2 separate regions of the Mus musculus genome follow, and region 1 is linked to region 2. A link is a contact called in ENCODE Hi-C data. All regions are on one chromosome and are shown on one strand. The core of a region is the stretch at or near the end of the contact, and the rest is flanking DNA. Distances in the headings are between cores, read along the strand shown. Region 1 has its middle 38 kb from the start of Smyd2. Region 2 holds the start of Smyd2 (SET and MYND domain containing 2).

The links. Hi-C counts contacts between places; a loop is a spot of excess contacts on that map.
Region 1: a map of heart shows a loop between it and region 2 (3-fold over the local background). The contact joins the enhancer-like site here to the promoter of Smyd2 in region 2. A Hi-C loop is called at or near these places in 16 of 37 maps with a recorded cell type or tissue (Patski, T-helper 2 cell, adrenal gland and 4 more).

The regions. Positions count from the first base shown.
Region 1 is chr1:189,959,305-189,962,004 of GRCm38, forward strand. No RefSeq gene overlaps it. Among named protein-coding and RNA genes, the nearest start is that of Smyd2, 38 kb to the left of the region's middle. Within about 2 kb of position 1,312, at least 1 of the 3 ENCODE cell types and tissues checked has a DNase peak (open chromatin) inside an H3K27ac peak, as active enhancers do; it is heart, where a contact is called at or near this core.
Region 2 is chr1:189,920,992-189,923,733 of GRCm38, forward strand. It overlaps Smyd2 (SET and MYND domain containing 2), which reads right to left and starts at 1,300. Exons shown (of 12, transcript NM_026796.2): 1 at 1,116-1,300. The coding sequence starts at 1,288.

The sequences.
Region 1 (2,700 bases), core at 62-2,561, 38 kb after region 2:
GATATTTTTCTCTACGGTTTCTCCCAAGGGGTCCAGGCTGAATCTTTGCTGGAAGAAAGGTCCATTGCTGGGGCCACCTGAGAAAACAGGTCCCATAACGGAACAGATAAGCAAAGCTGTTGACCCGAAGATCCACCACCACTGTTAATGGTGAAGATTTCAACTCAGTTCTTTCCTTCAGGGAGAGTTCATTGAGAAGAAGACAGGCAGTGAGAGCAGAGAGTTATTCAGCAAATTAAAGCAAAGGACCAATATATTCTAGAGGGAGGTTGGGGCAGGGTAGCCCAAAGTCAGAGCTAGCCCCCTACTGGGTACTGCATTGTGCTTTTAAAATTCATTTGTATAGATATTTATTAAGTTGTTAGAATTCATATGGAGATAAGGTAACTTCTTTTTCTTGCCAAATCCTGGTAGACCAGGTCTCCCTTTCAGGGTATTTCTTCCCAGAGCCTACTGGAAGGCCTATAAGAGTGGTCAGAGCCACAGTGTGAGTGATCCTACGTTGTCCGTGTTGTTGGGTTGCCAGTCACCATGTGTACTCTCGTGCTTTTCCTTTGGGAGCCCTTTCTGCATTTAAGCCAGTTTCCTCCTGAATCTGTGTGTTTGCTAAAAGAGGGACATGTCACATACCCAGTCAGCTGTGTGTTTTAAAGGACTTACATCATTGAATCTGTATTCAGGAACTATCATTTGAACTTTGAACACCGTCTTTGTTTATTTAACGTGATTAACTCCTTGCCTCCGTTTGTCTGTGCACTGCATGCCTTCTTGGGGTGTCATCTGTAAGAGCAGCAAATGCTCTTAACCACTGAGACATTTCCCCGTCAACCCCTCCCCCAGTTTTTGACAGAAGTCCTCACTAACTATCAAACATATTACAGACTGGCCTCTAACGTATTACATATGTTTGACTGTCTTTAAATTCGATGTATAGACCAGACTGGCCTTGAATTCACAATGCTCCTGCCTTCTCTTCAGTGTTGAAATTACAGGCATGAGTCATCCTGCCCAACTATTTTTCTTTATTTATGATTTTTGCATCAACTACAGACCTTCACATTTCCTAGACTCTGAAGTTAAGAGAGTCTGTATTTTAAATTGTCTGAGTTCACACCTCCAGCTTAAAGCAAGAACGTAGGAGTAACTTGGTCTTGCAGATGGCTTTTCAAGGGAACAGGCTGCCTCTGCAACTCCTGTGGATTCCCCCCCAACCCCCCCGGAGCCATGCTTAGCACTGGGCAGGTGTTGGGCGAGCACCCTTGGCTGTGAACAAGTGCTAAGATGTCCCAGCTTTGTTTATCCTCACTGATGTGTTCTGGGAGCTCCGCTGCCAAAAAATCCAGTCATGTAAAGGTCCTATAATTAGACCTCCACATTACACCACCAGGCACTCTGTGTCCCCACTCTCAGTGTGTCCCCACAATGACGTGCTACCAGTTGCCAGTCTTGCTGGGGCCTAAACTCAGCCAATGATGATGTTAAGTTCACTCTATTTTTACTCCCAGCAGAGGAAAATCCAGTTTCCCTGGAGCCAATCACAGGGTTGTCATTCAGTCACTCGAGCCTGAGCTCTGTCCTCCTCCCCCTCATTTTGTAAGTAGTATGTTGGAAGTTAAATACTAGCATGAAGAAGTCTGTTTGTAAAGTCAAGCAAAAGCAATCTGCGTCGTCAGAATGGGGGGCGAAGTCGCCTCTCACTGCCGAGGACTCCTGATGTCAGGAATCACGGTCTAAAAAAATGTCCGTCTCCTGCTTCATCTTCACAGAATGACAAGGCTTTTATATTATATTATTTCACCATTTTAAAGATGAGAGAGTTAAGTTCATAGAGAGGTTGTAATTTTCTCAATGTCCTAGCAATGGTGCTGAATAAAACGTACAGAGACTATGCACTAGGGCTAGGCCATGCACAGTAGATCAAAACCAAAATGGAGTCACTTATGCTGAAGGAGGGAAGGAGGGAAGGAGGGAAAGAGGGAAGGAGGGAAAGAGGGAAGGAGGGAAGGAGGGAAGGAGGGAAGGAGGGAAGGAGGGAAGGAGGGAAGGAGGGAAGGAGGGAAGGAGGGAAGGAGGGAAAAAGGGAGGGAGGGAGGGAGAAGGAAAGGAGGGAGAGGGGGAGGGGGAGGGGGAGAGGGAAAGAGAATGAGCAGCGGGGCAATGGAGCAAATCCTCAGACTGGCCAGTCTCCCCTTAGTATCCTTAGGTGACTTTCAATGAACATCGAGGGTCCTCAGTCTGTGTGTGTGTGTCAGTCACCTTTCTTGCCACCTCAATGCTACACTGTGTGCACAGCTGACCTTGCTGTGTCTTTGGAGTCACGCCTATCTCACTGGTCATGGCTTCTGTTACACAGATGAAACCTGAATGGTCTTCTAGAAAATGGAGATTGTTCTGTCTGTGGTATTTCTCTGTATCACGCTGGAAACTACACACAGTTCATAATACTCAGAGCTTTCACCTTCACTTCCTGTTTCTCTTTTATAAGGATTATTTAATGTAATATCTGTGAGTGTGTGTGTGTGTGTGTGTGACTATGTGCGTTCATTCTCTCTCCCTTTCTCTCTCTCTTTGTCTCTGTCTTTGTTTCTCTCTCAGTCTCTGTGTATCTGTATTTCTTTCTCCCTTTCTCTCTCCCTTTCCTCCCCCCTCTCTCTTTCTCTCTCTCTCTGTGTCTCTATCTCTCTGTGTGTGCATATGTCT
Region 2 (2,742 bases), core at 50-2,549:
CTCAGAAGATCAAGGGACCAGTTGCAGCAGCCTTTTTAACTTTGGGAAAACCCAATGCTCACTTCACTCAAACGTCGCAAAGTGGTGCCATGACCCTTTAGCTCTTGGCTCGCCAATTCAAAGAGGCACATCACATACAGCCCTTCCGCTGCCCACGGCACGCTTCTGCGTCTAGTTCCTTTCCAGGTCCCCCCCAGCGGAAGACAGTTCTGGCAGGGAGTCCGGCCGAGATTACTCTAATATGCAACCTTTGTCCATTCTTTTGTTGTCTTATTGTAGAACGAGGCGCACGAGTCTGGGAGGCTGAGAGCTTCGTGGAGTGCAGGACTGGGGGCAGCCCGCAAGAGGTACCTGCAGAACCCCAGGTTAGCTTAATCTAGCCCACCATCTCCACTTCAAAGGTGATGACACTGACCTTCAAAGCAAGTCAGGCAGGGTTCCTTCCTCAGGCATCCACAGATGGCCTGGGACAGGCTCAACTCCAAAGCCAGACCCCCTACCTCAGCAAACTTAGGAAGCAAGGAAGTGGGTGGGCGGGACGTGTCAGTCCTGACAGGCCAGGCTCCAGCCCCTAATTAGTGCCTTGTGTATACACAGCTACCCTTCCTCTCTGGGCTTTAGTGTCCCAACAGTAAAATGATCTCTTCTCGGCCTTTAAGATAAAGTGTGTCTGTAAAATGAAGACACAGGGTGGGATGGGGGAATCCCAACGCACCTTCCTGATCCGCAACTACCTTAAGGCTTAGCATGTGGCCGTGGATACAGCATCTACACACTCAGGACATGTATGAAGTAGTACAATCAAATATTCTCCCAACAAACTGTGTCCCCTCATCCCAATCCACGGAGCCCAGTCTCATAGGCGTGTCTGTTCCATAGCTTCCCTCCTCCAGAATGACCGGAAGCGTCCCTGGCTGATCGGGTCATCACTCCCTAGGGGGTGGGGGAGCCGCCCATCTCAGGACAGCTCGGGAGGCCTCGGGACCACAGAGAACCTAAGCTAGAACGGACACGCGTGGGGCGGCGCAGGTCCGGCTGCGGGGCAGGCCGTGGCTCAGCGGACGCGGCGCACGTGGCTCCGCGTGGCCCCTCCCGCCCGCACGGTCCCCGCGTACCTGGCGAAGCAGCACTCGCAGTGGTGGCCCCGCTCGCCCACGGTGAGCACGCAGGCGTAGGCCGGGCAGGAGAAGAGGAGGTCGCCCACGTGGAAGGGCCGCAGCGCGCGGAGCCCCCGGCCCTTGCCCGCACTGCAGAAGCGCTCCAGGCCGCCGCGGGCCTCGGCGCGCATGCTGGCGGCGCTGCGGCTGCGCGCTGCGGGGCACGCGCGTCACGGGAGGGAGGGAGGGAGCGAAGGCAGGTCTGCCGCGGCCGCCGGCCTTCAAGGAACTCGGCGCTCTGCTCGGGGCGGGTGCTGTGCCCTGGCCGCGCCCCGGAGCGCGGGGCGGGAGGGCGGTGCGCAGGGCGCGCGCACGGGAGTCCGCCTGCACCCGCCAGGCTGCGCTGCCCGGTGAGGAAGGCTGGAGTCCCAAGCCACCCAGGCCACCACCCGCTGTGCCCGCAGACAGCGTCCCCACTAAGATCCCGGGTGGTGGAGCAGGGAATGAATGAGTGTGGTTTGCAGTTGAGCTGTGCGTGCTAAAAAACACAGTTCTCACCTCCCAGGGAACTTAGAGAGAGTTCATTCTGGAGCCAATAGGAGGGGTCATGGCCAGGTTTGGGTTACCCCAAAGTCTACGTTCCAACGTTGTAACAATTTGATTAAAAAAAATTCCATAATAACAGAAAAAGAAAGTCATAAATCAAGACGTCAAAAATATGTCGGTGGGACCCCCCAGGTAGGCTGGCTGCAGAAGGGAGGGAACCTCAGCTACAGGCCTCAGATGCAATCTGACTGCACTCTCAATGTATGGCTTGATTATGTTCCAGGCGGTTTTACCTGTTATTCACGAGCTGGTAGGTTAGACACAGGATAGGCAACGGGTAGCTATTAAGGGAACTGGAGAGGGCCCAAGGAAAACTGCCAATAAGCTCCAGACATTGCAGCCTCTCCGCAAAGGTTGAAGTTCAAGTCGGTTAATTAGCTTTGCAGAAAGAGGGTCAGTGCCAGCTGCAGGTTTGTTTTTTTTTTCTCTCCAGCTTTCGTTCACAGGGCAAATCATAGAATGGGGGATTTGGAACCCGTGAATAAAATTTCTTTAGTGATAATATGAATAAGCCTTCCTCCAAGGAAAGGGCACCGTGGGTATGGGTTCTTTGGCCCATTTTTATTTTTTATTATTACCCTTTTTTTTTGTAAGTATGAGTGCATGTGTGCGAGCATACCCCTGTATGTGTGCTGGAAACATGTGTAGAGGTCAGAGGGCAACTTGCAGGAGTGGGTTCTCACCTTTTACCACATGGGGCCTGTGTCTGATTTGTCTGTCAGGTTTGGTGGTAGGTGCCTTTATACTCTGAACTATCTTGTAGGTCCATGTATCCATTTTAGTAACCATGGACATCACTGGACTATAAACTTGGACAAAGTGTAGGCCTGGATCCTTCAATTCCACGTAATAATAACCCTTCATTACTGGGTACCATTGAGCTAATGTGCTTATTTAACACATCTTGCTTACCTTAAAATAGGTGTAAGATTTGGGAAACCCTCTTCCATACCCTACTCACCTGTGACAAGCAACATTCTCAGGTAGGTTTGTGCCTAGAGCCCACTCTGCCGTCTGCTGGAAGCATTTTCTCAAATCT